Regions from separate parts of the Mus musculus genome. Here region 1 is linked to region 2. The links are chromatin loops, found by intact Hi-C in ENCODE. Cell type or tissue: heart. All regions are shown on one strand. Links, peaks and the distances in the headings refer to the core of each region. The heading gives the core; the rest is flanking DNA.

Region 1 (16,507 bases), core at 4,320-8,319, 150 kb after region 2:
TGGGTTCAAAACCACCTGCTGCCCACAGAACCAAGATGACAGCAAGAGCAGAATAGGATGCTTTAAAAAGTGAAAAAGTTATACTACTCTTTCAGAGGACACACGTTCTGTTCCCAGTACCCACATCAGGTGGCTCACAGTCACCTGTATCTCTAGGAGATGCCCTCTTCTGAACTCCATTGGCCATACATTCACCTGCATACACACACACACACACACACACACACACACACACACACAATTTCAAAATAAAACAGTTAAAAAGTGACTCATAGAATTGATAGTGAAACGTAATAGTACATCACTTAGGTAGCAAACACAGGACCCTGATTTTGACTTCCTACCCCCGCCCCCCACTCTACCCCCACCCCCAATAACTTGTAAGTAAATAACAGTGCAAAGAAAACAGTAACCATGGTTAAAGGGTGATTTCTCTCCATCTACAATTTGTGGATTCTTTTTAAAACAGTTGAATAAACATATCTATTATGTTAATTTCCATCAACAAAATCCCTGGAGGGGGCCACATCCACCACCCTCCTCCCCACACACCTTCCCAACTCCTCGTGGGATCCATTGTTCTCCTGAGAGAATCCTTGAATGATAAGACACTTGTTCCATCCCTGGGAGGCAGAGGCAGGCCAGAGACAGAGAAACAAAGATCAGATACGGTCTTCTTGGTTGTGCCTCAACTAAACGTATCTCTGCTATACATTCGCCCGCTTCCCAAAGTAAATGACCCTGAATTGAGAATCAGACCTTGCAGTTTTACCAGAGCAGGGGGAGGGAATGATACGCGAAGGTCCTCTGAGAAGATGCTTGAATTTCTCCAGAGAAAACGCCAGAGGGCAGCAGACCTCCAGAGATGTCCTGGAAAAGAGCTTGGCTTTTCAGGAAGTAGACCAGCCCGGCCTGGAATGGCATTCTGAAATGAAGTCATTTGATGTTTGGTTGCTTGATTGGTTGGTTGGTTGGTTGGTTACTTGCTTGCTTGTTCCCCCACCCCCACCCCCACCCCCACCCCCACCCCCACCCTACTCCCGTTTCTGGGGATTGCTTCTTCCAACATGCTGGGCAATTGCTCTGACTTTGTTACTTTTCTTCTTATGAGAAAATATCTGACAAGATGCAATTTAAGGAGCGAAGGGATTATTTGGGGTGAGGGGGATCACAGTTTCAGAATACAGGGGAACAGTCTGTCATGGTGGGCATGACACAGCCGTGTAAGAAGTTCTGTGTGAACTTCTGTAGTTCTATGTACTGCATAGTTGGCAGTAAGGGACCTGAGAGAGATGGAGCCTGGGGCTCAGATCTCTCCTTTCCCAACCGAATAAAGCCATCGAGGTGATGCTGAGCACATCTTAAACCCCAGGGGAAGCACCTTCACAGGCACAGCCAAAGTGTGTCTCCTAGGTGACTCTAAACTCTGTCACCTCAAAAACCTCCAGAGTAACCTCGCTGGCCTGAAACCTGCTTGGACTTCTAGTGTACCCTAACGGCACAATTATACACGTCTGCATTTTTAGAGTAGAAAATGTGTAAGTAGAGTTCCCTGAGAAGCAACTTGGTGCTCTGATCATATAAACTATAAATAATCAAAGGTTTGAATTGTTTTGAGCTCAAGTGTAGCAATGTGACCAAGAGAAAGAGTGAGAGAAAAAGGAACAGAGACAGAGACTCACAGAGAGACAGAGAGAGAGGATCTTAAAAACAGAGGAATGAACCCTATGGTCTGGCTTGAGTCCAGACAATTGTGGCCCTTACTGGTTTCCCGTGTTCTGTTACAGTGTGGGCAAGCTTCACTGGTGCCACCCAGTGGCCTCCCTGAGCACTGCTTCAGTGCCTGGAGATGGGCGGGCTCAGTCTATACTGGCTGGGTCTCTAGTTGCAGACAGCCTTCATCTTCCTTTTACTAAGACTTGTCTCCGGCCTAGAATTTGACAAGCACCTGTGTCTGAGTGGATGTTGCACTCCTGGAGCAGATGGGGACAGAGGCTTTGAAGACAAGTAAGCGTTTGTTTAGGTCACCTGAACTGGAATTTCAGCCCTTCCTCTAACTGCGGCATGAGTCATCATTATTAAACGGTGGTAACCCCGTACTTACCACTGAATTTGCATAATCCTCTGAACTGAAGTTTGTAAGCAAACAGCCAACACTTTTCATATTAAAAATTGCTCCCCGACACTCACGTTGATTTCATGTAAGCTACTAATTCATATAATTTCCTGCTTACCTTCCAGGGCAGAGACGACATCTTTCAAGCAGTTATCAAAATACTGGGCAAGAACAGCACTCTGCCCTCATCTTGCTTCAAATTCAGTGATCTCAGTGTGCATATTGTGGCTTCTGTCTAATGTCATCAGTATTGCTATGTTCCTGCTCCAGCTGGGCGAAAGCCATCTTAATCCACTCTCCCCAGCTTCCTAGGCAGGGTAACTAACTACATATCTGCTCAGGGCATTTCAGCCTTCGTTCTACATAAGAATAGATGATGCATTTAATATTTCCTCACAGTTTTATACTCACTTATAACAAAACAAACTCCTTATTTAAGAAGTGCATGTTAACCACCTTTAAGACATTCCTACACAGCCAAAAGCTCATTGCTTCTTTTTTAAAAAAGTTTTTATTGATTCCTGTGAATTTCATATCTTGGGTCCCAATCCCACTCATCTCCCCATTCCTTCATATCTGCCTTGCAATCTCCCTCCTAAAATAAAACAAAGAATATAAATAAATAACTCTCACTGTGGAAGCTGTGGTGTGTCCCACAGTAGACCCTTCTGCCCAAACAACTTTCCTTGCAAATGTTCATTGCCATGAGTCACTGGCCTGGTTTGAGGCCTCTGGCTTCTGCTATACTATCAATAATGGATCCTCACTGAGACTCCTCTAGGATATCCTGTTGTTACCCTGTGTCACGGAGAGCCTGCAGCTTTGGATCTGCAGGACTGGCCTTTCAAGTATTCTAGTATTTTGTAGATGGGGTGGATGTTGGAATGGTCCAACTCAAAGCCCTGGATCTGGGCCTGGGTGGGAGCTGAGTTGGTCAGCTACCAGCTCTCCTGTACCTACAAAACCAGGAGCTGTTCTGCTCTACTGCAGGACCCACTCTTCTGAGTACTGTAGCCAATGAGTGGTGGAGCCAGTTCTCCTTGTTCTCATAACCTGGGGGGAAAGCTCATCTGCCTGCAGGAAGTGAGTGGGTATAGTAGGTTGGCCTGATGCTGCTTGTATTCTAATGCTAGTATTGAGCCCCAAGACCTGGTTGTCCCAGAGGGGATCTGCATGTAGCCCCACCCGACACCATGTGACCTTGATCCCAAATTATTCCTGATTGGTAAATAAAGATGTTGTGGTGAGTTTTGGCTACGCAGCTTTGGCTCCCAGCGGATCACACGAACACAGCCACCAAGGAACTATCTTCAGATCCTCGAATGAAAGACAAGCATACATTAGCTTATTTTAAAAATGCATTGGCTACCTCAAAGGCTGGGCACTCCTAAGTCTTCTGCTACTCCAGTCTCACATGGCTGGTTGGCTTTATTTCCTGCCGCTCCTGCATCCCATTCTTCTACCCTGAGTGGACCTTTAGTGTTGGGACATGCAGATTCCTGATTGAATCAAAGCATTAGAACCAACCTCCAACATAAACGTGCTGACAGCCAATAGCTGGGTAGAAAAGACTTAGGAGGAATTTAGGATTTCTGGGCTTGGGAGAACCACCCAAGGGAAAAGAAGGTGAAGGAGGAGGAGGAAGACACCAAGGGTTGGAAGTCCTGAAAATTCAGCCCATTGGAGTTAAGAGCAGCTCAGATGAAACACAGTACGTAATAACTCTGTGTTATCAATACGGAAGTATATTCTATAGCAAAGAGGGTAGATATCTGCCCAACTCTTGTGCTGTTTAGGCTTTATTGTAAATAGAGAGGCTGTGTGTGCTTTTATTTTGGAACTGATAAATCAAAGGCGGGGTAGAAACCCTGGATAGGGATTAAAACTTTCAACAACAGGTGAGGTGCATCTCCCCCTCCCCCACACCACCTCACAGGTGAGGGGCAGGGCCAGCTCTACTGTGCTCCTCAGGGAAGGGGCTGCCCGCTCTTCCTAGTACTGCACCCAGTACGGAACAGGCTCACCTCTCCCTAACTCACTCCACTGGGGCCAGATTTCCCACCCCAGAGCTACCAGAGTCAACTCTCCCATGCTGTCCAGGTGAGAGGTAGAGACAGCTCTCCCGCCAGAGGCAAGGGGCAAGGCCAACTCAACACAATGCTTGGACATCAACATGGTTTCAGACAGTAACCCAGGCCGGGCACATCTGCACAGCCTTTGATGGTAACACATGCCTCCAACATCAACATAGACCCTGGCTGTGACAGGACCCTGGGTCTAGACATGCTCCCAGCAGCAGCATGAGCCAGGAAGTCACTATGGCTTCAGGTGGCAGCCAAGACCACTGATATGGGGATGCCCTCCCTTCAGATAGCAGCATAGACCCCAGATGTAGTAGGGCCACAGACCTTGGAGGCAGCCGGGGTCCAGATATCACCATGACCCCAGTGGTTGCTCAGACACCTCACATCCTCCTGTGCCACACCATCATCTCATCTCCAGTTCCCTCTCTCTACAGTGCAGGGACCACTCAGCTTTGCCTCTGCTTTCTCTCCATCATCTCCATTCTCTCATTGTAGTGGTACCCATTGCAGAGCCTGGAGTGGGTGTTTGGATGTCTCTCTCTTCCGGCTCCCCCCTAGTCCATTGCTTCTTAACAGTTTTTAAAGACTGAACAATTTATTCCTTTATATGACATAATTGCTAGGGAAGTGTGCTGGCTAGTTTTATGTCGACTTGACACAAGCTAGAGACACATCAGAGAAGGAGCCTCAACTGAGAAAATGCCTACATAAGATCGACCTGTAAGGTTTTTCGGGTTTGTTTTGTTTTGTTTTGTTTTCAGAAATAATGGTAACTCAATTTCTGGGTACAACAACTAAAATCCTAATCTTATAAGCCTTATTAAATCTAAATCCAACGGTGGCGAATCCTGATGGATCCACCCTTGAAACCGGGAGGCACTAGTAGCTACATTTTGTCCTCATGCTATTCCTGTCCAAAAGGACTGTAGGGTATTTTTTAAATTAGTGATTGAAGTAGGAGGGCCCTGCCCATGGTGGGTAGCAACATCCCTGGGCTAGCAGTCTGGGGTTGTATAAGAAAGCAGGCTGACAAGTAGTAAGGAGCAAGCCAGTAGGAAACACCCCTCCCTGGCTCCTGCCTAGTTTGAGTTCCTTCCTTAGCTCTTAGCTTCCTTCAGCGGGCTACATAATTCAGGATATGTGGATCACATAAACCCTTTCCTTGACAAGTTGCTTGTGGCCATGGTATTTCATCAAATCTGTAGAAACCCTAAGACAGGTATAATGTGCACAATGAAAAGTCCGATTTTCATTTGTTTGCAAGTCAAATTAAAATTAAATTGAAATTAAAAAGTGTAGATAGCAAAAGTAATTTATGTGGCCCAAAAGGAAAAGTATTCGGCACACGGCAGACAATTCATCTTTGCCCTCGTTCAGCTCCATGAGCTTAAGCAAGCTCCAACACAAGGCATCTGTCACAGCGGTGGCCGACATCGAGGACAGAAGTCCAGTCTCTTCTGTGCTCTTCCCCAGTGCTGGTGAAGGAAGCATTTATCAGAGACCCGGAAATGGAAGAGGTGTTTTATCTCATCTGCTGCACGTACTGACCTCTCAGAAACAGTAACATGTTCTTGGAAGAACCTGTGCTTGCCGGCGCAATCGCACTGGTCCACAGAAAACATCACCCACTTACTGCATTTTCCACCTTCACCTTTGTGATCTTGCGTTGCGGGGGTGCAGAAAAGCCCCTTGCTGCGAAGGTTAAAGTCCTGAACCGAGAGTAGTGGCACACGCCTTTAATCCCAGCACTCGGGGAGGCAGAGGCAGGAAAAAGTGAGTTCCAGGACAGCCAGGGCTATACAGAGAAACCCTGTCTCAAGAAACCAAAAAAAAAAAAAAAAAAAAAAAAAAAAAAGAGTCCCGGTCCTTCGCAAACTTCGCTGGTGACTTAAGGAGATCCTGCCCTTCTGCAGGATCCCATTGCCTCATCCCATGCTCAACCAATAATAAACATCCAACATTTGGACTGCCGTCTTCTATGCCCCACAGGTTTCTCTTTTAAACTGTTCTGGGATCTGGAGCCTAGATTGAAGAGCAACGCTAAGGACTCACTCATGCCACCTAGTGGCTGCCTGGTATATGGCTGAGTATTCCTAAACTTGAAATTTCCACTTTTTAATTTTTAATGAATTCAACTTTTCCTAGCGTCTATCATAAACACAAGTACCCAGAGGCGTTTAAGTCAGACCATGAACCTAGACAATTAACAAGATCTCAATGTGATCCTGTTAATATTGAAGCTGCCCGTGCCTTTTAAATCTCTACGGTGATATACTGTGTCTGAAACTACTAGAGGAGTGACTGGATAGCTCAAAGTCGTCCTTACAAACAAATAATATAAACGGTGACCACTAGAGTTTAGAAAGACAGAGAGTGTGGGGGAGGGACATGTCTCAGCACCTGTCCTGAAATAAGTAACATAGTGGGAATAATTTCCAGTATTCTATAGCAAAGCAGTATAACTGACAAGAGTTTGCAGGAAACGATTGCAGGTCTGCTGAGGACCTGCACGGAAAGAGTTAAAAGGCCCAAATATAAAAAAATGAGATTGGGGGCGTTAGAATATGGTAAAAAGAATGGTGCATAGTCAAATCAAAACAACCCTGAGATTCCATCTCACACCAGTCAGAATGGCTAAGATCAAAAATTCAGGCGACAGCAGATGCTTACGAGGATGTGGAGAAAGAGGAACACTCCTCCATTGTTAGTGGGATTGCAAGCTTGTACAACCACTCTGGAAATTAGTCTGGCGGTTTCTCAGAAAATTGGACATGGTACTACCAGAGGATCCCGCAATACCTCTCCTGGGCATATATCCAGAAGATGTTCCAACTAGTAAGAAAGAAACATGCTCCACTATGTTCATAGCAGCCTTATTTATAATAGCCAGAGGCTGGAAAGAACCCAGATGCCCCTCAACAGAGGAATGGATACAAAAAAATGTGGTACATTTACACAATGGAGTACTACTCAGCTATTAAAAAGAATGAATTTATGAAATTCCTAGGCAAGTGGTTGGACCTGGAGTGCATTATCCTGAGTGAGGTAACCCAATCACAAAAGAACTCAAATGATATGTACTCACTGATAAGTGGATATTAGCCCAGAAACTTAGAATACCCAAGATATAAGTTACAATTTGCAAAACACATGAAACTCAAGAAGAATGAAGACCAAAGTGTGGACACTTTGCCCCTTCTTAGAATTGGGAACAAAACACCCATGGAAGGAGTTACAGAGACAAAGTTTGGTGCTGAGACAAAAGGATGGACCATCTAGAGACTGCCATATCCAGGGATCCATCCCATAATCAGCCTCCAAACGCTGACACCATTGCATACACTAGCAAGACTGTGCTGATAGGACCCTGATATAGCAGTCTCTAGTGAGACTACACCGGGGCCTAGCAAACACATAAGTGGATGCTCACAGTTAGCTATTGGATGGATCACAGGGCCCCCAATGGAGGAGCTAGAGAAAATACCCAAGGAGCTAAAGGGAATTGCAACCCTATAGGTGGAACAACAATATGAACTAACCAGTACCCTGGAGCTCTTGACTCTAGCTGCATATGTATCAAAAGATGGCCTAGTCGGCCATCACTGGAAAGAGAGGCCTATTGGACTTGCAAACTTTATATGCCCCAGTAAAGGGGAATGCCAGGGCCAAAAAGTGGGAGTGAATGGGTAAGGGGGTGGGGGGGAGGGTATGGGGGACTTTTGGGATAGCATTGGAAATGTAAATGAGGAAAATACCTAATTTAAAAAAAAAGAAAATAATAGATTCTGTTAGAATCTCGCTACCAGAATTCAGGGTTTGAGCTTTGTGTCTCATCAGTGAAAGTGGAAGGGTATTTTAAACTTTTATAAGAAAAGTCTCTACTCCTTCCTCTCATAATTTATTTCAGCTTGTTAAAATATTGTGTGTCTTAATTATTTTGTACTTTCATTTTTATTATGCAAAATTATTCAGAATAAAACATGCATATTCTAAAAAAAAAAAAAAAGTAACATGCAGACAGTGTTGCAAAACTCCAGGTGGGAGCTGTGACTGTCGTGTAAAAATGACATATGTAAAATATACAACTGAAGTGTTTGAAGGAGAAAGGTGTCATTTGGGAGAGATTTATTCTCAAAGTCACAAGAAAAAAAATGGGAAGCGAGAAAAAAAAAAAAGAATGGTGCATAGTAAACAATGCCTTGGAGATCTGTGAGAGAAGCAACAAGAAATAAGGCAGAGGACCTTTACATCAGGGCATTTTGTTCCCTGGATGGTTCTTGGACACGAGTCCATGCCTCCTGTGAGAAACATTTACATTTCATTTATAAGACATGTTTATTCTTGTTGGATGCCAGACCACAGCTACAGGACCCAATCTGACTCTGACATGGCCTCCTGCCTTGCTTTCGACCTTTCCCAGATATAATCTGTAGCGCATGCCAGACAACTGTGTTTGAATTGCTCTGTGCGGAGAGAGTTCTGGGAAAGGCTGCTCTGTCAGTATTCAGTATTTCTTACCGGTGTTTATTGACACGTTTTTCTGAACTCAAACAACCTCCATTGCTTTCTTTGTTACGGTCGCATATGAAAGTACAGTGAAACAGGAAAACTGCTGTTTAAACATCAGATGGTAATTCACCGCATTCATTCGGTCCTCAGGTCTCAGTCCAGCAGACAAGATCTGCACAGGTCGACGAAAGTCTACAGGAGATGTAGCTCAGAGGCGGGAGGATGGCTGCTATCACTTGCCAGATGAGACAGAGGGGTTACTAAAACAAAATAAACATTTCATTCTCCGTGTGTTTATGAAGCTTCAACCTGTACAAATGAGGGCAGAAGAGTCCTAGAAGCTCTGCATCTGCCTGTGCAGTATCGTCCTGCACACTGGCAAACACCGTGCTCGCAAAGCTCCTTTTGGATACCTCCATGTACTTACTACGCTTGGACTCAGCTTCCCTTCTACAAGATGGCCTCCGGTAGCCTTACACATCCTTGAAGGGAGAGTCCAAAACCATAAATGAATAATATCAATTGGCTATTGTCTTAGCCCAGAAAAGGGCAGATGTCGCACGTATCTCATAAGGCACAGACTTACTTAATGCTTCCAAGAAATTAAACTAGCTGGGCTACTGAGACGGGTGTATCCTGTGATCACAAGTTCAAGGCCACCTCGGGCTATGTAGTAACATCCTGTCTTTAAAACGATTAAATCAGGCTGGAGGATAGCCAGTGGACAAGAACACTCACTTTGCAAGCATGAGAACCCAAGTTCGAATCCCCAGCACCCATGTAAGAGGCAGGCATGATTTTGCAGGCATGATTTTACAGGCACGGTTATACGTGCCTGTAACTCCTGCATTGTGGAGTCGATATAGACGGGTCCTGAAGCTGGGCTCCCAGCCAGGCGGCCCCAGCAATCCTCCTGTCTCCGCCCCTCACAGCGCTGAAGTTACAAGTGCTTGTGACCACATCCAGCTTTTTCTGTAAGTTCGGGAGGTTCCTACTCGGGTCCCCAAGTTTGAGTAGCTCTCTCTCCGCAACGCCAGCTCCCCACCCTACCCCCAGACTGATTCCTTTAATAGAAATATGTTACTGCTTTGCTGATTGATGCTTATTTGTATTCTATCAGAAGACTGGGTTCAGGGTTAACAGAATGGGATCATTCTGAAAAGCATCATTAGAAATAAGTGCCACTCACAAGCAAGGGAGGGGCATTTTGATGCAGAGGTTTTGAGAGCTAAGAGCAGTCAGAGCAGCCAGACATGTATCTGGAAGCCCACTAGATGGCGCCATTCACTCCTTCGTGCTCACAATTTAAAAGAGCCTTTAAAAAGTTACCTTAAGCTGGGCGTGGTGGCGCATGCCTTTAATCCCAGCACTTGGGAGGCAGAGGCAGGCGAATTTCTGAGTTTGAGGCCAGCCTGGTCTACAGAGTGGGTTCCAGGACAGCCAGGACTATACAGAGAAACCCTGTCTCAAAAAAAAAAAAAAAAAAAAAGGTTTCTTTAATTGTACAGAATTATGGGGCCCATTGAATAATTTGAAATGTGTATACAATGTATATTGTTCATAAAAGGAGAATTAACATTTCTATCTTGTTAATTTTTTCAAAATTTTGATTAACGTAACAATTGTGCATATCTGTGAGGTATATTGTGAGCAAGCTATGCAAGTGACATAGATGAATTTCACATCTTCCTACAATGTCAGGTTATTTAAAAGCAGCAGACTTAAAGCTATGCCCAACCTTACGTCACTGAGAGATGCTTTGACGTGGTACTCGTGGCCATTAAAAACATGGCTTCCCCCAGTATTAATGACCAATATTAACTCTCAGATCATACATCAATTACACACAGTGACATAAGGGAAGGTTACGGTGGCTGGTTGCAACAGGGTTAGAAAACCTTGCCGAAACCAGGGTGTAGAGCCGGGATAGTGATACAAAGAGCCGTTGGAGTGGACAGAGGATGTAACAGAAACATTTTGCATGCTGACTTAAAATTAACTTTAAAAAATTATATTAAGGAACCCAAGCTCAGAGCTGGCTAGGCTCAGGGCTACTTTAGTATCCAGCTAGTTCAAGATATAAAAACTGGCCAAGCATCTCCCACTGTCGCAGAATAGCATTTCTTAAGACAGGCCCTAAGGACCAGCGTGATAAATACATGCATCTCATGTCTCAGGAAGACTCTTCCTGGGCCTGAGTCAGAATCTCCTAGGAGTGGAGGGACAGACAGGAAGAACACAGTGTTTAAACATATGTGTACTCATAAGCTCTTGTTCTTGTGTAATCGGGGTTTGTTTTATGGGGTTTTTTTTTGTTTGTTTGTTTGTTTGTTTTGTTTTGTTTTAGTTTTAGTTTTGGTTTTTTTAATGTCTATGAGTATACTGTAGCTGTCTTCAGACATACCAGAAGAGGGCAGCAAATTCTATTACAGATGGTTGTGAGCCACCATGTGGTTGCTGGGAATTGAACTCAGGACCTCTGGAAGAGTAGTCAGTGTTCTTAACCACTGAGCCATCTCTCCAGTCCTCACTTAATAATTTTAAGACGTCTATGAGAATCATTTTTACCAAGGCAGAGATTCAGGCTCAGAAATGTTAATTAACTACCTCAGGATCACACAGCTTGAAAATAGAAAATGATACTTTTGCCGCTGGCCACTAACAGTTCGTGCCTTGTTTCCCCTTCTCCCCTCTGCTGCACCCTGTAGTGTCAACTGCCATAGCATGGTACAGTCCCCTTCCCTACAAGAATTGTCACACACTGAATCCTCCACGCATTTATTATTTCCCAAGCTTCGTGGTTCTAGAAAATACACGAGCTCTCTCATTTCACCCGTAGGTCCTCCTGCTATTTAAGTTGCTGTTCTAAAGAGCTTGGGGAAACACGAACTTGAAACTGGGAGATATGGTTTCAGTGATAGTCCTGGAAAAAAAAAAAAAACGGATCCAGCAGCTGCAACCTTTGCATCTTGTAATACAGTCTCTACACATGTCCATTTTATTAAACCAATTATAGGAGCATGCAGAGTGAACCAATCTTACACAAAACAGGTCCTCTTAAAAGCCAGATCTGCATCCGTGGCAAAAGCATACTTTTCCCTCAGCCAGCACTGCATACCCTGTGCTGGATACTAGTGCTTTTGTCTCTGTGCTATGAGAAAAGACCTGGCAAGAAGTAACTTCAATGAAGAGGGTTAATTTTAAGCTTCCTGTTTATAGGGGGCCAACTCATTCAGGTGGAAAAGCGAGGCAGCCAGATGGAGAGGGCGCTGATCACGTTTCTTCTTGTTGTTGATGTTCCTTCCCCCCCCCCCTCGTATTTAATTACATCTAACAGCCCAACTCATGGACCGGCACCACCCACATTCAGGGGAGGTATATCCTAAAGTCCCTTGAAATGCCAAGACCCCCTCAAAAGGAGCGTTTTCCTGGTGATCCTAAATCCAGGCAGGCTGACCATGAGGATGTCCTAACACACAGCCCTTTATCTCCTCTGTGGATAGGAGAGAATGAGAAGCTCTCAAGACCCGGTGGAGCAGACAAAACATAGGCCAGTGAGCTTTAGCTTCCAGACAGGGAAAGTCTCACAGCGAGAAGGGGGGAGCCAATATGCAGGGAGGCCTGGACACCAACAGCCAGACCAGGAAGCTGACTTGTCCCCATGGGTTTTAGTTCCTTGGGGGGCGGGGGAGGGGTATCGCACATACTACAACAAAGGAAGAGACATTTTTATGTCAGCTCCATCATCCCGTCACTCCATTGGATATTTGCTACAGTTCCAACTTCATCATAAACATAAAATCACCTCACAGCTATCCAACTCCAGAGACCCTAGTCTCAATGGAAGGAATACTCAAACCAAAAACCTGCTGTCGGGGCTCTGTAACCTGTCCGACTTTAAAACTGCAGTAATGAAAATCAGGTATACTCTTGGGAAGCATAATGAAGATATTTTCCATACACTTGAAGAAACAAATGACCAGTTTTATTTAAATATCTGCAAGTAGGTAACACCGAGTTCAGCCATGGCTGCAACCGCAAGGCACTTGGCCACGTCTCCATAGAATGTGCACCGGCTGCATCTTAGAGCCTGGAACAAGGACCCCAACCTTCCCATGTTCCGAGGGACTTTCTGCTCTGACATCCTCAAGCAAGCACACTGCATGCCCGCCTGGAGCCCGGCGCACTGCCACCTCCTGGTCAGGGGAGAACTGCAGTTCGGAGGACAGAGGGTCTTGGCCAAATCCACACAGGCTGCGATGGAGAGCTGCCCTAGAATTAGAGAGAACCACGTGTACAGCAGGCCTGTCTTCCATACCAGCACCTTGGCCTGACTTTGTGCATCCTCAGAGACCTCCCGTGGATGTACAGAGACCCCAGGCCTGGGGGCCCGAGGCACATCGTCTCTGCGTTCCTGCCAGGCTAGGAAGGCATACCTAGTGTGGCTGTATTTGTAAAGCAAAATCTGGGGTGCTCTTGCCTTCCGGGTTGATGGTAAGAGAGCACTGACTGACTGTTCCTGAAGAGGCTGCAACCTATCCTACACGTACAGACTGTGGGCCTCATACTCCGGTCCTGAGGATGTGCGCACTGGTTGTCACCAGTGGATAACGAGGCTAATTGTCACTAGGAGGTTCTGTGCCCTGTAGGTGCAGAGGACAGCTGCAGGAAGGGAATCAACTGCGAAGGCGGTACACGCTACCAGTAAAGGTAACCTGTGGGACAGTATAACCTGTGGGACGCCCTTTCACAGAGTGCGTGCGGGCTCTCAGAATGGAACCGCTGTCCCGCCCAAGGCCCTTTGTGTTCTGTCCAAGACTCTGCGTGCAGGCACCGCACCAGTGCTGCACAAAGCATACCTGCCTGCTCACAAGCCTCCCAGTGGGCTGCCCTGGGCTGATTCACAGGTTCGTGTCCTGAAGCTGTTTGTTTGCTTGTCTACACTCTGCAACCTCGGGAACCCATTTGGTAATGTTCGGGGTTCTGCCAAGCAAAAGGATACTGTGGTTTGAATGTTCAGTCCTTTCCAAACCTCATGGACTGAGGGCTGGCTTTCCCGGCGTGGATTAGTGCCCTGGTAAAGGGGCTTCAATTCTACCATATAATGACACCTAGAGTCCTCCTTGACCTTGGTTCCCCAACCTCCAGAACCTGAAAGAGATGAATTTTTGTTCTTCATAAATAACCCAGTGTGAAGTTTAGTCTTCATTGTTAACATTAGAGCCGTAGTTCTCAACCTACGCGTTGCAACCTTTTCGAGAGTTGCAAATCACGGATCCAACATAACAGATATTTACATTACTATTCAAAACAGTAGCAAAATTACAGTTATGGAGTAACAGCGAAATAATTTTATGGCCGGGGGTCACCACAACGTGAGGGTTAAAGGGTCGCAGCATTAGGAAGGTTGGGAACCACTGCTCTAGAAGATTCGGAGTCAGCAAGGAAGCTCACCGTTTTGCATGTCTGTGGGGACTTTAACTGAGAAAGGTTTGACTGAGGAAGCACCCTGAATGTAAACGCCGCTCCACAGGCTGGGTCACCACACAGATTAAGTCCGAGAGTGTGAGCTGAGTGCACCCCTTGCTTGCTGAGTTCCAAAGCAGTGTGGCCAGCTGCCTGTCACTCCTGCTGCCGCGGCTTCTGACCACGATGGGCCGACTGTAGCCAGGAACCATGAGCCAAAATTAAACCCTTCCTTAAGACGCTTTTGTGATGGACACACGCACACACGGATACTCACACGCGCACGCTCACACACTTGATCCATCAGGCTATGTTATTTTCTTATTGAATGCCAAATGGACTGAACAATGTATCAGTGCTATTCTGGGAGGAACAGAGAGCGCCTATTGCCCCAATTACAGCTGTCTTCTTCCACATCTGGGGATACTTCACCTGGAGTCCATGAGACATGTCCTGCCCCAGGAGCTCCCTCATTTGCTTCTTGAGATTTATAAACTTTCTGAAGTTCTGTAAGCAGCTGTTAAGCACAAATGCCTGAATGCAGGTTTTCTTTTTTTTCTTTTATAATATTTTTTATTAAGTATTTTCCTCATTTACATTTCCAATGCTATCCCAAAAGTCCCCCATTACCCCCCCCCCACTCCCCTACCCACCCACTCCCATTTTTTGGCCCTGGCTTTCCCCTGTACTGGGGCATATAAAGTTTGCATGACCAATGGACCTCTCTTTCCAGTGATTGCCAACTAGGCCATCTTTTGATACATATGCAGCTAGAGATAGGAGCTCCAGGGTACGCGGTTAGTTCATATTGTTGTTCCACCTATAGGGTCTGAATGCAGGTTTTCAACCAGTTCAACAGAGCTATAAAATCACTTTCCCCCACATTTACACCTTAAACTAGGCATTGGGTGAGAAGTAGAGCATTTTCCCTAACATCAGTAAGGTCCTAGCCTTGATCCTCACTACCATATGAAAAACAAAACAGATAAACCATTGGTTCCCAAAACTGACAGCAAATCTAATCACTCAGAGAGGTCCTAAAATCTATAAACCTAAACTGGCAAAATCCAAAATGTTAAGTCCAGTTTATATTTTCTACCACTGAGAAGTTTTAAAAAGTGGTTCTTTGAACCTTTCCAAGCTGATAACTATCTGTATTTAAAAGTTACAAATCAAGTCAATAGTGAAACAAAGTCTGACCTGCCTTAATAAACATTCCTATATGACGTTGTGGAGATCAGGGCAAGGCCACCTCAGAGCCCCCAGAATCCTCTGTTCTGTGAGGAACATCAGCCCAGCAGGCTCAGGGGCCTTAGATTCGGAGTATCAGAATATCTCTGTGCTCAGGGACTTACTGTGGAAGTGTGGACCACCAAGTTTGCATGTTCAGCCTCCTGGTACACACCATTATACAAACGCCTTATGGTCTTCCTTAGAAATAAATGCTTGCAAAATTAAAATAAAAATGCATACTTGGTTTCAAATTATTGTCATTTTCATCTGTGAGAACCAGGAAGCAAATAAATCGGCCAGCTGTTTAGATTGGAAAATAAACGGAATTTATGTTTCCTATATGGGACTCTCCCTCTTCCTCCTCTATGTTCCCTTTTCAAATCTACTGATTTGGTTTAATTTTTTAAAGTGCTTTTCTCGACTAGCTTTTAAATAAATTATTTACCCCCTGAAGATGTTTTAAACAAGGATCCAGCCAAAGCTAATGTAAGGAAATCCTGAGGAATTTACAGCACAAAATAAAAGCCTCCCCCCCCCCTTTTAAACAAGGCTACAGACATTTAAGGAATAATGGAGAAAAAAATTCAAATTTCAGTTTCCAAGGAGAAGAAATAAGTACAAGACAACCCACCATAGATAGATAGATAGATAGATAGATAGATAGATAGATAGATAGATAGATAGATAGAACCTTCTTCAGGCAGCAATTCAATCACCTGTGTGTGCCTATAAGGGGGTTTACTAACTCCTGAGCACTGTTATATAGAAAAACCTAAGGCATGCTGGGTTAGAAAAGGACTTAAAACAACATGCTACATAGAGTGTTAAGTGACTGTGCTGACATGAAGGATCTAGTTGAGGTACTTTAGAAAGCAAGATGTATGTCTTAGTTAGGGTTTTACTGCTGTGAACAGACACCATGACCAAGGCAACTCTTATAAGGACAACATTTAACTGGGGCTGGCTTACAGGTTCAGAGGTTCAGTCCATAATCATCAAGGCAGGAACATGGCAGGATCCAGGCAGGCATGATGAAGGAGGAGCTGAGGAGGGTTCTACATCTTCATCTGAAGGCTATTAGTAGAATACTGACTTCCAG
Region 2 (16,507 bases), core at 8,443-12,442:
AGAGATCTCACAGCACTGGGAATGCAGAGCTCGCACACTCCTGAGACTTTGCTGCCTAGACAGCCTCCCTTACTTCACAGGTTCTAGGCCAGTGAAGATGCCCTGTCTCAACAACAACAAATAATTTCTAAGCTATGACACCTAGGTTGTCCTTTAACCTTCATATTGCCTGTGTATGCACAAATGTACAAAATACGTGCATAAGATAAATATGTAATATGTAGAATAGTTGCTTCTGTGTCTCTATGTCTAGTGTGGGAATAGGTCTGATCTCATATCTATATCCCTGAACCCTAAAGGCTTGACCCTTCAGTTAACTGTAATTCAGATAAGGGAATGAAATATCAGTGATGGTTGGGCTAATAGCAGGACAGGTGTACACGTAAGGATGGGGCTGCAGTTAGAACTTTCACTCGTGTTCAGAAGATGCTCACCCAGGAAGAAGGTGCTTGTCTTCTTCATACTCTCATCAACTGTCCCCAGGCAGGGAGCTCCGTGTTACACTCAAGTTATAGGGAGAGAAAACTAAAACAAAAACCAATCACTGCACATAAACTGCATAAGAGCTGCATATAAACTGTAGCTGGATTTGCTTTGAATTAGGGACAGTAAGATCATTAAGGTGCCAAACTAACAGGAACCTGTGTGCAAGTAGTGTAAAGCCCTTGGTCACTTATATACCTCCTGATAATGCTGTCAACCCCTACCCACCCACTTGGGGGTATTATCCAATACCCCTGGGTTCATATCTTCACCAGGAAGGGCTGGCTGAGCACCCAGGAATTCCGCAGGGCTGGTAGGCCACCCGGCAGCAGCAGAGTCTTTATAGGACCATGGGCAGCCTGGAGCAGAGTGTTGCTGATACTGTGTCAGAACTGTGACAATGCCTTGGTGCTCCTGGTCTTGTGAACCTTTTGGGCCTCACTCTGAGCAGGTTGTGCCCAAGGCTGCTGTGACCCACATGAAAGCACAACTGAATTGCTTCCTCTTCCTTTCAGACAGCTGATGATTTTGTTTTTTACATTAGCAAAGTCATATATATATATATATATATATATATATATATATATATATATACACACACACACACACACACACACACACACACACACGCACGCGAGTGTGTGTGTGTGTGTGTGTATGTGTGTGTGTGTGTGAGATTATATGAGGTTATCTGAAATGAAAAGGCTTAACTGTGTGGTCCTTATCCTATGACCTAGTTACCTGTTGCTTTAAAGTCATCTACTTCATCTTAACCTAACAAACTTTATCTCACAGGTTCTGACAGGCAGGAACCTCACCTAGAGCTCTCTGGAGCTCTGGTTCTAGCTCAGGGTGACAAAATGAGGCTGCAGTCACCAGAAGGCTTTACTCAGGAAAGGAAGGACACATTGCTGGAGGCTGGTGGCCTGAAGCCTCAGTTCCTTAAGAATGGCCTCCATAGGCTGTCCTTAAGTCATGGTGCAAGTTTGCTCTGTACCAGCCATCAGCCTATAGAACACAATCTTTAAGTCAAGATCCTACTTCTTCAAAGAAAAGAATAAGGAGTTTATGGGTGCATTTTGAAAGTACCTCATTCTTCAAAGGAACTTAGAAGTACTGGAATAACGTAGATAATTATGGCTCATCTTGAAGCCGCAAAAGGTCCGCTAGTACCTCTTGTACCTTATTTCCATTCTCCTGCTTGCCGGTGGTCTAAGGGAGGCAGCAAGTGGCAGAGCCAGTGCCTGTGGGACTTCCTCAGATCTGGCCACGTGCGGTTCCCCCCCCCCCCCCCGCTCCTTTAATTGGTACCAGTCTTAGATGAAAGTGCCTGTCTCGCTCCAGCAATCAGTCATCCCTCCCTGACATCTTGGTTAGGCTTGGTCAGGTCTTCCAGGAGGCCACCACAGAGGTTTGAGTGAAGCACTCGTCATACACATGACAGCCTGGACAGTCTGCTGTTGGCCTTTCCCAGCTCTGCCACCAGACTCCAGAAGGACATTGTGGAAAAGACTTCTGTGGCCCCGGAGGACAGCCCAAAATTTAACTGTAAAGTTACAGAACCAGCTAGAGAGTCTAAGTGTTTTTCCCACCCACCAAACCCACCTTAATCAAAATACCTACTAGGGACTTCCCACTGATGAAGATTCAGACCAGCACCCAGCACTTGGAATTATAGCTTCCTACGAGAAGAAATGACTAAAACATCTAAAAATAATAATTATAGACAAGTCAGTCTTCGGGGGAAATTATATACATAGTCAGGTCGGCAGATTATAGAAAAAATTCAAACCTGTAACTTAAATTCAGTCTGAAATTAAATGAACACACCACAAGGAGAGGGGGCTGGAGGAACAAAGGAGCTGAACTGGAACAAGAGTACACAAGGCATGTGTGCACCTCCCTGCCTGACATGCTCAGTCAGAGACCATGCACGGAAGTGACTTCCTGGTGTTGTGCAATGTCTAAAGCTTGAAACAACGGAGGACAAGATTGTCTCCTGACATCTTAAGAACTGTGTACACTGGGAGTTGAGCCAGACACAGCCAAGCATCAATGTCACACTTGACATGAAGTAAATGCCAAGATAAGAACTGGGAGCATGGGATGGGAAGGGGTGTCCCGGAGAGACCACTACTGTATAGGAAGGGATATCCAGGAGAGGTCACTACTGTGTACAGTGTTGTCACGGGAGACCTCTCTACTAAGGCAACATTTGTTGTGGAGTACAGAAGCAACCCCTTGAGATTCTCCTGCAGACTCAGTGGAGTCAGAGTGCTCAGCTGCAGAAGGCTTTGGAATAGAGACCAAGTAGAAGGGAGAGCAGGTCTCCTTGGTTCTGGGAGGAAGGTGACACTGGTTCCTAGCTGAGGCTTGGTGTCTGCTCTGAGAGAGGTGAACACTGTTAGAACACTTTGAAGAGAAGAGATAGAATCAGATTGTCAGAATCATATGTGTGTGTGTGTGTGTGTGTGTGTGTACACAGAGGCTATTTTGCTGAGACTAGGCCAAGGTGGGGGAGGCTAAAAGGGCAGAATCAGGCAATCAGAGAAGAAGACATGTGTAATAATCCAGGGAGAGATGATGGAGTCAGATAATTCCAAAGGTTTCTGAAGGGTCAAAGAAGTTTTGCTCCTAGACTGTGGGAAGAGGGATAGAGAAGAGTCTGGTATGACTCTCAGATCAGGCCAGAGCACAAAACTTACCATCAAATGGGAAAGGCTGTGAAACAGGAGTCTGAGGGTGTCCAAGGTTAGGAGAGGCCCGGAGCTGGGTTTAGGCTTCATAAACTTAAGGCAGCCATGAGATCTGCAATTGGAATAGTGTGGGCAGACCAGACCGATAAAGGAGTCTGGAGTTCAGAGAATGTCCAGGAGACAGGGGAGTATAGAAGTCACTGGGGAAGAGATGAAAGGAGTCCCAGAGGGGAGAAAGGATGGGGAGAGAGGGAAGGGGGAGGGACAGAGACACAAAGAGAGAGCTAGCTACTCCTGTGAGTCTCAGATAGTCTAGTGTAGCTATGTCCTGTAAAGCATTCAGTGGTAACAGAAATAGTCTTTGCACCATCCAAGTGTCCAGCCACTTGAATCATGCAAGTCTGGAACCCTTAAGACATGATGTGTGTAACTGAAGAACACATGTTTGATTAGATTTAACTTAAAGAGGCACACTTAACACACATGCTGCCATATTGGACAGGAAGCTCTTGTGCATTAAGAGTGAGGAAAATGAGAAGGAGCCAAGAGAGACAAAGCCTTTACCTTAGGAAAGGACCAGAGGCAGCTGACTGGGATGAGTCCTACTGGAGGATCCAACACAGGGAGCACTACATCAGGGAGCACTGATTGAGGGAGCACTGCATGAGGGAGGGAGCATTGCATGGTGAGGTGGGGTTTAGGAGAGTAGATGGCAGTTGCTTGTGGAAACAAAAGCTTGACTGGAAAGTGTTCAAAGGGAGAGTCTGCAGACAGCAAGTCTGAACGGCTCTGTCAGAATTTTGTGGTTGTCTAGGGGAGCATGTGAGTGGACAAGGGAAATATACCCAAGGGCCAATTTGAAGGTAGCGGCCATGAATTTAAAGAAAGAGTAGTAGACCTGACTGTATACTTTTCTCTAGCCGTCTATGTCAGCCTGAGAGCTGACACAAAGTACCTGGTGGGATTGAGCCTGCTAAGTATGGAGTGAGAGGGGCAGGCAAGCTGAAGTGAGAGGTTTCTGTAATGCGTCGTGGAATGTAGAGTGGGGAGATGTGCCAATCTTAGCAAGAAAAAGTGGTGGTGACGCAAGGCCAGCTTTTGGTGGAGGCTAGCTTGGTGCTCTCGCTCAGCTTCCTCTCCAGTTTCGTTTCCTCTGAGGGCAGTTCTTTCTTTGCATGCCCAAACCCAAGATTCGTTTTCTTATCAAGAAGGAGTAACTGTGGTGGTTAATCAAATTATTACTCATTCGCCAGGGTCTGGAGTCATGTGGAAGTGACGTGAAATCTCTGGGCATATCAGTGAGGCCGTTTCTAGAGTAGGTTGATGGAATCAGGAAGACCCATCCTAAATGTAGGGAGTACCATTCCGTGGGCTAGGACTCCACAGTGAATCAAACGAGGAAATGGAGCTGAGCCACCATTCATCATTCTGTTTTCTGACTTCAGACACTCAATCGGACCAGCCAGCTCCTGTTCCTGCCACCAGACCCTCCCACCATGATGTGCCCTCTGACCATGAGACAAAATAAACCCTTTCTTTCTTCCTTAAGTTGCTGTTGTTGGATAGTTGATCACACCAACGAGGAAATCACACCACCGCTCACTCTAAATGACTGGATTGGGTTCCCTTCTCTTTGCCTATGGTGGGTGGGTGACCTCTGCTGGCTTCCAGGAGCTCGGTCCTTTGCTGAATAATTGTGATCATCCTAAAATCACCTCCTCCCCTCACCCATGGGGTGCAAACCCAGGGCCTTGCACATTCTTGGCAAATGTTTTACTACTGAGCTACACGGCGACCTCATCCTGAAAGTTCATACTGAGTTTTTAGTTATAGGTCCACAGTTGCATTTTTCTCGGGGCCCTAAGAGACAGAACTGGCGCTAGGCTCAGCAATTCAGAGTACTTGCTGCTCTTACAGAAGACCTGGGTTCGGTTCCCAGCACCCATAGCCCACATAATAAGCCAGTTCACAACCACCTGTAACTCCAATTCCAGAGGATCCAACACCTTCTTCCGGCCTCTGAGGGTGCCTGTACACAAGCATGCATATACAGAAAAGAAGATGGACACACACACACACACACACACACACATATGAAAGAATGAATGAATAAAATTTAAAAGCATACCTAAGTGATAAGACACGACCGTGGGAGCAGCTAGATAATTCAGTTTATCATTTTATTCATATGTTTAGTGGTGAAAGGTATGACGGCTTGATTGAGAATGGCCCCACAGGCTCCTGTATTTGCATACTTGGTCCCCAGTTGGTAGAGCTGCTTAGGAAGGGTTGGGAGGTGTGGCCTTGATGGAGGTGCGTTTCTGTGGGTGGGCTTTCTCCGCTAGCTCTCTCTCACTGCCTTGTGCTTGCGGTTCAGATGTAAGCGCTTAGGTACTGCTTACATCTTAGGTCCCATGCCTGCTGCCATGCTTCCGTCCATGGAGATCATAGACTAACTCTCTGGGACTATGAGCCCACAAACTAAGTGCTTTCTTTTATTAGTTGCCTTGGTCATGGTGTCTCTCCACAGCAACAGGAAAATAACAAAGACAAAGGGTGTTTTAAAAAACAATGAAAAGCACCTTTGCCACATCATTTGTAAATGAGAAAATAACTGAGTGTATACTAAATCTTATGATGGACTCCAATATTTAATCACACTTTTTTTTTTCAAAATGAAGAACTCCAGTCTCCTTCCGAAAGATTTGATATCATTCCTCGCATGTACCAGTAAGTTGAAAAATCTTTAAGTTATTCTGAACTAAAAGCAAAGCCTGAGTGAGCTGCCAGTCACAGCAGAGCATTAAATCCCTTCTCCAGAGCATTTCTTGCCTGGATTTGGGAGCTCTCTTGTTTGCACAAGAAACATCGATTTCCTGTAGCGTGTTATCTCAAGAAGATAACAGGAGCTGAGCTGTGCAGGAGCACATACCAGCCTGACCTCGTGTATACAGTCAGATGGAATCCTAACCTACTCACTACCTGGGATATGCCTGAGTCCCTCCCCAGGTGTAGCCATCGAGCTGAGATTGTGTGGACAGATGTTAACAAAGAGTCTACAGAGCTTTCAGTTAGCCCGGCCAGGTCTGCATTCGCTGAACCAAACACAGATCCATGACTAATCTGTCATACCACCTGGACAATGAGGACGACACCCTCAGTAGTTCTGTGTGATCCCTTTCTGGTAGGACTGTGGCGAGGATAAGAACCGTTTTCTACAGAGGTAATGTGGAGGAGGGGTCCGGGGAGATGACTCGGAGAGCCAAGTGCTTGAGGACCTGAACCTGGCCCCCTAAAACTCAGGTTTAAAACCATGCATGCCAGATTCTCTTATAATCCATGCCACAGAGATGAAGATGCTTGATCCTTGGGCTTGCTGGCCAGCCAGTGTAGCTTAATCAGCAAGCTCCAAGCTCAGTGACAGCCACTGTCCCCAAAACTACGGCGGAGAGTGATTAAGGAAGGTACTTGATATGAATTCCTGTCTATCATATTAGTGTACACACACACGCACACACAGGCATGCACACCATGAAAAGAAAGAGAATACAGATCAGAGAGACATGAGCTATGCTCACTATCTCTATAACACATTAGAAAGTTTTAGGGAAAGCCACAGTTTAAACTGTAGGTTTTACTTTGGTTTCAACACTTAATCTGTTCTCTTTCTTTATTATTTTTATATCCCTTTAAAACATGCCCTAAATTTCCAAAGTCAGCAGGCAAATATAAAAGTATCCGTCTTTCATAAGCCCAGGATGTCTTCAGACTGGCCTCTTCGTCTTGATTAGAAAGTCACTTAGGGTACTTTATTATTCTTCTAAGATGAAAGTTGACTTTATTTATTTATCAGTATGATTTTGGAGGCTGTGCAAGTTTGCAACAGTAAGTCAGTTGCTTATTTTACCAGGCTACCCCTTCAAACCAAAAATATATCCCATAGGGTGGCAAACCAGGGAGGAGAGGAGGAGGACCCTTTAACTAATCTCTTTCCACTTATTAATTAGATATTGAATCAGGAGCAGTCGACTACTGCAGATTAGTAATTGTTAAACTCACTTGAGCTCCTGCAAACAACTATTTGCCCTTCGGTCCAGCCGGTACACTCAGTCTTGGCCCTGTAGTAGGTAGATCTGCAAAGTTAGGGGGGCCCTTAGAGCCTGCCATCACCACAGCTCAAAACGAAGAGGGAATTGTGGCCAAAATACCTCCCAGGCTTAGTTCCAAGCTGGCAGTCAGCCTTTTGGCTCCCAGGTGAGCTTCAGCTGACTTCAGACAAACAAGTAGCCACGTGGACAGCTTGGCCATACTGCAGTAATAACAGCCATGGCACTGCTATGGGCACTTCCCTTCCCTCAAGTAAGAGACTTCCTGGGATTTGTGTTCATTAGCTTAGTCAGATATTCATTGATACCTACTGTATGTCTGGTACTGCGAGATGCTAGATGTAGGATTATAGATTGAGCAATAGGACTGCAGTTGTTTCATGGAACAATCAACACTCTACATCTTCAAAGTGACTGAATAGTTAAATGTTGTCCTGAGATATGGGGGAAGAAACCTAATAAAACCTGATTTAAAATAGGAGCTAGGGAAAGGTCTTCCCACTTTAAGTACAAACAAAAGTCAGCTTGTGTGGTAGGGGCCTAGAGTCCAGGGTAAGCAGCAGCTTGTGTGAAGACCCTGAGCAGAAGCAAGCATGGCTTTTCCTGGACCACTTAGTGGCCTACAGCTCAGTAAGTTCACTTGTCATTGCTCTGACACAGTGCCTGAGGAAGTGAACTTACAAAGGGGAAAGCTTTCCTTTTGCTTACATTTTCAAAGTTTTCTGAGTATGGTTACTCGGCCCCGTGGCAGCAAAGCACATTAGGATAAGAACCCAAGGCAAAGGAGACCCGCTCACCTCGTGGTGCTCAGGATGCAAGGAGGAAAGAGACAGGAAGAGATCAGGATCCCAATATCCCCTTCGAGGGCTCTTTCCCAAGGACCTAATTTCCTTCCATTACGTGCTAAAGGATCTATCAGTTCCAAGAAGCTGGTAACCAAGCCTTTAGTGCAGTGGGGGGAGGTTTGAGATCTAAGTTGCAGGAGTGAGCGAGATTTTGAGATGGCAAAAGGAAGTCTGGAGGTGAAGTTGGTGAGAGCGACAAGTTTTAAGATGCAGGAAGTGAGAGTTCAAACTAAGTCGAGTTGTGACATCATCTGTTATAGGTTGAGAAGCGTATTTAATTTGAAAGGGTAAGGCTGCCAGCCCTTAATGTTTTATAAGCAGGGAACTAAATCAAGAAGTAAAACGTTATCAAGTCAGGAGAATAAGGTGAATCACGGGTTATCTACACAAAACTGAGGCTGTTCCGTTCTGGGATGTTACATTCTGTCTTAGCATAGTTAGTAAATAATGAAGAAGCCCCGACAATTTCTACACGTGAGCATCTTGGGGGCCCAGGTTGTGTATCTGCAAGAGTCTGCCTTGCCATTCTCAATGGAGAACTGATTTAAATTTGGATTTTGGAGGAGTTGGGATTGATGTCCTGATTCACTTAAATACTTCAGAACAGTCGGGGCTGACATCAGCCCTCCTCTGTGTTCACCCTTCAGCTCAGTTCCTAACACCGTCCTTTCCTCCCCAGCACTTTAACACCCTGGGAAGACTTGCCTCTAAAACAGGAGAGAACTTTTGTTCAGTCGCTTTACGTTAAGCGAGCTAATTAGATCATTCAATGTGTTTCTGGCTACCTCCTTACACACTAGGGAAACTTCCAGACCAGTGCTTGTTCTAGGCTAAAACGTAAGTGCAGTGTCTCACAGTGAGGCCGGGAGCCTGCAAAGGATTGCAAACCCAGTCCATGTCACTGCTTAACTGGTCCTACAAAAGCTGACAGAATGTCCCTGAGGAAACTCTTGGGCACCATCCATGGTAAATAATAGTGTTTCAAGAGTACTCCTGCATTAAAAAAAAAAAAAAGTATATTTAAGGATCATTGATGAGTTATAATAGTTTCTTGGAGATTATATTAATAGTTTAATTATATATTATTATGTTCCACCGTGGTGATAAAATAGTAACTGGAGGCTGGGATGGCTCAGTGGGTAAAGCATTGGAAATGTAAGGTACATGTTCAGGTTCCCAGACCCATGTAAAAGCTGGGCTTGGGAACTCGTAGCTGTAATCTTTGTGCTCCTACAACAGAACGAGAGGTGCTCACTGAAGCACCTCAGAAGCTCATGGGCCAGAAATTCTGTGTACATCACAGAGAGCAAGAAAGGAGAGACCCTGCTTCAAACAAGGTGAAAGGCAAGGACCAAGACCTAAGGTTGTCCCCTGACCTCCACAGTGCCGTGACACGTGTGCCTCTGCTAATATCCAGGAATGTATGCACACACAGCATTCACAGGCACACACACAAAATAGTAACCGATTTTTACCTTAATGAAATTTACCTTCGCTTGAAGTCTTGTGATTTTTCTGACTCACCCCATGCTCTGCATAAAGCATAGACAGTGATATGAATTTTATATTGCTAATTTGGAAAACTCAGGTTATAAAAATCAACTTGACTTGAAAGCACAGTCATCCCATAGCCCTCAGAAGACAGCGGAGAATGTCTAAATCAACCTGTTCTGCACATTAAGAAATAGAGGGCCTTAGATATGAAGCAGTTGACCAAATAAATATATATTGTCATGCCTAGAGATAGCTCTAGTTTGGGTTTGAGGCAGGGTCTCATGTAACCCGGGCTGCCTTTGTACTATGTAGGTAAGAATGCCCATGAACTCCAAATAGTTCTTTGAATCCAGGTCCAAGGTTTGTATCAACTGTAGAACCATTGAAGAATGGCCTGAGTAGTAGCTTTGGACATATTAACATTGCTGTAACCTATATATTCTTAACTGACATTACTGAGAATGTGCGTGCTTATGTTATTATTGTTTCTTTTAGATATCATTAAGACAGCACTTAGATTTATAGCTTACCTTTGAGGATCATTTTTTTGTTATTGTTACTAATTGAAACTAATTGAATAAACACAATTGTCCACTAGAGGTCACCTTTCCAACTGGTTTTAGTCAACCACCCACCCCACCCCCACCCCAGTATAGAGGAGTAAATAATAGCCTTCATCGTCATCATCACCACCACCATCATCACCACCACCACCACCATCATCATCATCAGAGATTCCACATAGTGCTTTATGTAAATGTACCTATATTGATAGATAAGATTATCAGGGCTACTCAAAGACCTAGAAGGCAAAGGGGAAGTGTGTCCCTTCTTCCACACACCCCTTGTATGCACTAGCATGCATTCACAAACATACTTGGTGCTACCCCAGGCTTCTCTTGGAAAACCTGTTTGATTTTATTTGGAAATTTGGAAAGCCTCATTAGTTCTCCCCCCATCCCCTGCTCTCTCTCTCTCTCTCTCTCTCTCTCTCTCTCTCTCTCTCTCTCTCTCTCTCAGGTAAAACCATCATTAAAGATATAAACAACTCAAGGAGAAACCATGTAGACATTGCATCATGAACCTATGCATCAGCTGCTAATTTTCTACAGCATGCAAATTTCATCTTGCCTTAGGCACAAAGCACACTGGGGAGAACCATAAGACTGTGCCGTAAACAGGTGCCTTGGCAGTTCCTGTGGAAATATAACTGTCTCATTATTCTGCAGGGAGAGTGCTGCTATAACACTACCTAGTTTCAAACTGTGTCTATAGAAACCCAGGGCGGCAGCAGGTATTTTTAGAGACTAATTTGCACCTATTATAATGATGTGCTAAACACCTCATCCTCGAGTCCCCAAAACATAAAACTGGAAATTAAAATATGAAAATGTAAAAATAATCCTGAATACATATAGAAATGAGATTACCTGTAGGACTTGATAGAAAAGTTGCCTATGAAGAAATGGTAAGAAGAATATAGCATTTAGCCCGTATCATGGTGAGTCTATGCCCTTCTTATTTATGCAAAGTATTTCCACTCCTTCTTTGACATCAGCGGATTGAGTTAGCCTTGCTGGGCTCTCGGGTAGTTGAACTAGTCAATATGCCTTTGACTGTGAACACGGTTGCTCTGTGCCAGCCTTTCTGAAAACTTCATGCCTGTGAGTCTCTAGGCAGGAAGAATGATCTGAGTTGCCCAAGAAGCCAGGCTTGGTTCACTGCCAGGCTAAGCCAGGCGCTTGTGCTTGGCACGGCTTGCACAATGACAAGAGAATGCTCAGCCCATCAAACGAGGAAGTGTTGTTACAGGCTGATGCCCTGTTGCAAATATCCGTGTTCTATCTTTTATTACCTTGTTTATAAGAAGTGTAAGCAATCACTGTAAGTTGTCAGTAAGTCACCCATGAGTAAGACTCTGTCCCCTGCCTCTGAGCTTCTGGATACACTCAGCGAATAATCCTCCGGAGACTGCAGCATGCACCATGACTGAGAACTGGTTCCACTTACCACTGCTTGCCTCCCTGCAATGGTGTTCTTTTGATAAGACACAACAGAGCAAAATGCAAAAAGAAATGTCGGCTCTAATTGGAATAAGACTATAATGGACATCTTTAATAGGATGCCTTCAAATATCTGTGTGTAACGGAAGAATTGCATGTTTTCATCGAAGTACAGCCTGGGCTCAAGTTAATTTTCTCCTCATAAAAACTTCTTTATTATTTTTTAGTCATTTTGCATTTAGGCTTTAGTTTTAAAAGTAGACTCTACTACTGTACAAAATAAAAATCAGTCCCACTGATTCACACCACTAATTTTCTGAGGAAGGTATTTTCAGTGTAGCCTAAAATAGAAAGCATTAAGCCAGAGACAGAATAGTCAAACTTGGGAGCAAGTTATTTTGCATTATTTATAAGCATCTTGTTTGTAAGAAATATAATGCATCTTATATTTATTTTTCTCCAACTTCCAGTTCCTGGTCTTCTAAACATTGCTGGAGAAAAAGGTGTAGAATTATTGCACTGCCAGTGTCTTCTGGGTCCCCTGCCCTCCTCTGAAACAGGGAGAGCGACTTTGACAGAGTCATAGTGTGCAAGTGCTCTACAAAGGTCTTCATCCCAGAAGTCACAGCCCCAATTAAGATGCTCAAGTAGCAATCTAGTTACATCACAATGCAAAGACAACAAAGAGGTGTGGCGTGCGGTGACCTCGGAGATGGTACAGGGCCGTGGCAAGGTCAGGCTGCCTATGTCTGGGATTATGCAGTCTTCATAGGCCCAGCCTCTCCCCCGCAGACCACCTGGGAGACCATCAGGCTGTGCACCTGGAGTGGAGGTTTTGAAATGATTCACAATTAGACAAAAGGCATCTGCCAGTGAGTGGCAAGCACTTGCTTTATCAGAGAGACACAGGCGATTTCCTCTGACTTCTTATGTTATTCACCTCTCATGCAGAGTACAAACTGGGCAGAGTAGGAGTGACCAGTGGGCCATCCTTGAATGTAATGAGCACTGAGTGCCCCATACACATGCTATACAGTGTGCATAAGGTTTAGGGGTGGGTAGCAAGCAGCTCTTTAGCCTTCCCATCCCTTCCTACGTTTAGCATGCCCACTGCGTTTAGGTTTAACACAGTACTGAATATATTTCATGAAATCTGCATCTATTTGCTTACTCATTGTCTAACTCGAACACTTTTCTTCTGTTAGCTGCTGCCTGTTCATCACCTCCACTTAACACACCCTAGGAGTGTCAGCTACCCTCTTTGTTTCCGCTTTGTACCAGAGTTCTCAGGGAGCACAGCAACCCCCTAGGAAATCTTTTGGACAAGGTTCTCCCACAATTGCCCAGCGTCTCAGCTCTCCCTCTAGCCCTCAGGCCTTAGCCGCCAGCTGCCAGCAGGGCCACTCTACCGTCTGTATCCATACCCACCAGAGCATCCTCCTTAGTCAGCACTTCTGTGTAACCTAATATTCATGTCTTCATTTCCAAAATGGAATGAACACATGCCAGGTGTGCCTTATCAGCTCTTCTAGTACCTGGCCTTTTCTGTTACTTCCCACCCATCATACTCTCCCTTCTGGCTGTTTCCATCCCTGATGCCAACCCCCCCCCCCCTGTGTGTGTGTGTGTGTGTGTGTGTGTGTGTCTTTTTGTGTGTCATTCTCTGTTTCTCTGTCTGTCTGTCTGTCTGTCTGTCTCTTTTAGGTTTGTAAGGGTGTTTTGCCTACATGTTTGAGTGTGCCTGGCACTGGGGTTATAGACAGTTATTATCAACACCATGAGTACTGGGAGTTAAACCCAGGTCCTCTAGAAGAGCAACCAGTACTCTTAACCCCAGAGCCACCTCTCTAGCCCCTGGTCTTCCACTAAGAAACACCAACAAGGTTCTGTTGTATGTTCATGGAACCACTCGGCTACTCTGAATGGACGAGAAGAGTGTTTGCAAACTGCTCTTTTCCCTCAGTCTCTCAACTTCTTACCCACAGTGCCAGGGCTTTCTAGCCCTAGCATTGGACTGCTCACGGTTTCATAAGAATAGCTGATACCTTCCTCCCTTTCAGAACATGTGGCTCTGGCTGTGTTTCTTCTCTACTTCTGAAGCATTTGAAGCAGATAAATGACTGACAGCTCTCCTCTCTCTCCTGTACCCTTCCATGGTAGTTCACCTTTCTCTCACCTTGCTAACCATATCCCACATGGCTTCTTGCCCTAAAACTGTGGGCTTTTACCCAAAGATTAGTTTTGAATGTGTGCAATTATAAATCATCACAAGTCAGCTTAAGTCAACACAGATCCATGAGTTTATTGTCTTGCAGTTAGGGACTTAAAAACTTTGAATGGAGTCTCACTTGACAAAAGTCAGGATGCTAACTGAGCTGTGTTCCTTTGCGGGGCTCTGGAGAAAATTCTAAATGCAGCTAACTATCATTTCTCTGGTGGTATTTCAAAGCCAACACAACCACCAGGCAACCCTTTTTCATATAGAAAGAGAAAGAGTTTGGGTTTTTATTTCGTATTTTGTGTGTGTGTGTGGTGTGTGTGTGTGTGTGTGTGTGTGTGTGTATTCTTGCTAGTTTCTAAGATAAAGACTTGCTGGATATTCCAGGCTGCCCCCAGTCTCTTCAGTGTCAGGATTAGTCATGTCCCATTGAGCCTGTTGAGATCCAAGCTCTAAGGAAATGTTCACCTTCATTGAGAGTTCTCTTCCTCTTCTCAATTCCTAGTGAACATACATACAAAATCTCTTTGGAGGCATTTGGCTCACTCCATATGGTATACAGTTATCTGTGTGGTGTAATCTTACCAAACCCTGAGGGTAGAAACCCTGCTTTGAATTGTACCCAGTAGGACTTGGTTTTAGTTACAAGATTGTAGGAATCAAGGAAGCTGTTGGGAAAGGAGTGCTGCATTGTGAAGCATCTTCAAAGGTTTGTCACTAGGCTGGGCACCAGTGATGACAGAGAGCTGTGCCCCCCCCCCCCCCCGACACTGGGCACCAACAGACTCTGAGGTTCGTAGGATTAAACTTCCTCCTGACTTCTTTTCTTTTATCATCCTAAGAGGTCACATCCCTCAAGTCTACAAAGCACCTGGCTGCTTTCCATTGTTGTGAGGGACACTCAGATGCCTTGCTCATCTGCCTTGTGCCCCATTCCTTCCTCCCCGACCCCTAACATTTCATTGTGAACATTTTAAAGTGGAAATTTGCTTCACGAATCCTAATTCGTATATTAGTTTCTTCTCAGAGCCCATAAGTCTCCAGCCTTTTACAAATGATGGCTTACTTACCACTTTAAGACTCTGCAATTGATGTCTTTCGAAACATGCTTTGTCAGAGCTTTGCAGTGGCCTTGCCCTCCACTCATTCATCAATTCGTTCCATTTGTTTGACTCATCTCAGCGTACGGTTCATATATCAGCAAGTGTCCCTGTAAATATGTTAGCCTGCATAGACCTAACTGGAGCTTTATATATATATATATATATACACATATATATGAGCTAGTTGCATATATACATATATATTAACACACACATATCTATATGGGCTAGTTGCACATATGCAACTAGCTCTTTTTTTCTACCTCTTTGAGGTAAATACTATATTTAATAAAATGCACAAATCTTAATATTTACTCAGTAAGGCTAAGAAATGCATATACCCATATAAAGGAAACAATCTGCTCTTGTAGCATATGCCAGCAAGTCTCCTGTGCTCTCTGCACATCAGTCCCTGACCCAGGTTTACTTCTGATGACCTGTGAATGTGACTGGTTGCCAAGGTTCCGAGCAGTTCTCTGGGGCTGGAGAGAGGGCTCAGAAGGGACAAGCATTTCCTGCTCTTTCAGAGGACCTGGGGTTCAGCACTCACAGGCAGTACACAACCATCTGTAGCTCCAGCCCCAGGGTATTTAATCCTCTTCAGGCCTGCATGGGCCCTACACGCATGTGGTACACAGATGTGCATGCGAATAAACACCTAGACACATGAAATAAAAAAATTACATCTAAGAACAAATTTAAAACCAGCTCTGTATTGTGTTTCTCCTATTTGCCACAATGGGAAAAGAACAGCTGTTTCTGAGCTTTAAAAACACAGCTCTTTCATAGTGGCATAAACATGGATGTTAAGTGAGACGTGCTCTAACTTTTCTTCCTTACACACACACCTTGGATGAGGTTTAAGTGAAGCCACATTGATCTTGGTCTGGGCCTGCTTTGGCCCAGTGCGGGTGAGTTGGTTGCCGCTGAGTCCTACTGCACCTTTGTCTTAGTCGAGCCAGCTTCAGCAAACTACACGTACCTTCTGAACAGTAGGACTTTATTTCTGTCATTCTAGAAGCCATTCAAGCCACTGCAAGTTGGGTGTCTGGTGAGGGCCTGCTTCCTGATTGACAGACAGCTCAGTTCTCACTGTGCCCTTTGGAAGGCGACTGACTGCCTGGAGTCTCTTTTAAGAAGGCATGAGCCCCTTCCACGAGGGCTCCTCTTCATGACCTCTCAGCAGCTCCACCCCCTCATAGCTTCGCATTGTGGATACACTGTCTCTCCATCAGGCAAAAGCGGCCTTGTTGTACCTAGAGACTCCTCGGCTGACAGGAACTGGAAAACAGTGTTCCTCTCTTGGTTTTCTTTATTTGGATACTCTTGTTTGTTTGTTTGTTTGTTTGTTTATTGTTGTTAGTGGGTGTGTTACAGCATCCTTAGGCCTAGATTTATCTAACTGCCAAGCAACAATTTTGGATTAAATAGTTTCTGGAAGTCCCATCTAATTATGAAATATGGAAAGTTTCAAGTGTTCGGCTCTCTTTGTTTTTAGATTTCATTGTGTAGCCCAGGCTGACCTCAAACATAGTCCTCCCACTTCACCTTCTTCAGTA

Evidence for each region. Peaks named below come from ENCODE experiments on the same cell type or tissue, not always from the same donor. Only the 100,000 strongest peaks of a DNase experiment are listed, where the experiment ranks them.
Region 1: it touches region 2 in a loop (6-fold over the local background); 8 of 42 quality-filtered maps call a loop at or near these places.

Annotation. Positions count from the first base shown.
Region 1 is chr3:68,707,555-68,724,061 of GRCm38, forward strand. No RefSeq gene overlaps it. Among named protein-coding and RNA genes, the nearest start is that of Il12a, 24 kb to the left of the region's middle. In heart, for the core only: a CTCF peak has its summit at 6,279 (motif pointing left); no DNase peak of the experiment used is centred there; H3K4me3 peaks cover 671 bases.
Region 2 is chr3:68,552,817-68,569,323 of GRCm38, forward strand. All of the region lies in intron 5 of Iqschfp (Iqcj and Schip1 fusion protein), which reads left to right. The region is part of intron 2 of Schip1 (schwannomin interacting protein 1); the gene reads left to right. Among named protein-coding and RNA genes, the nearest start is that of Gm22073, 13 kb to the left of the region's middle. In heart, for the core only: a CTCF peak has its summit at 10,207 (motif pointing right); a DNase peak (open chromatin) is centred at 11,355.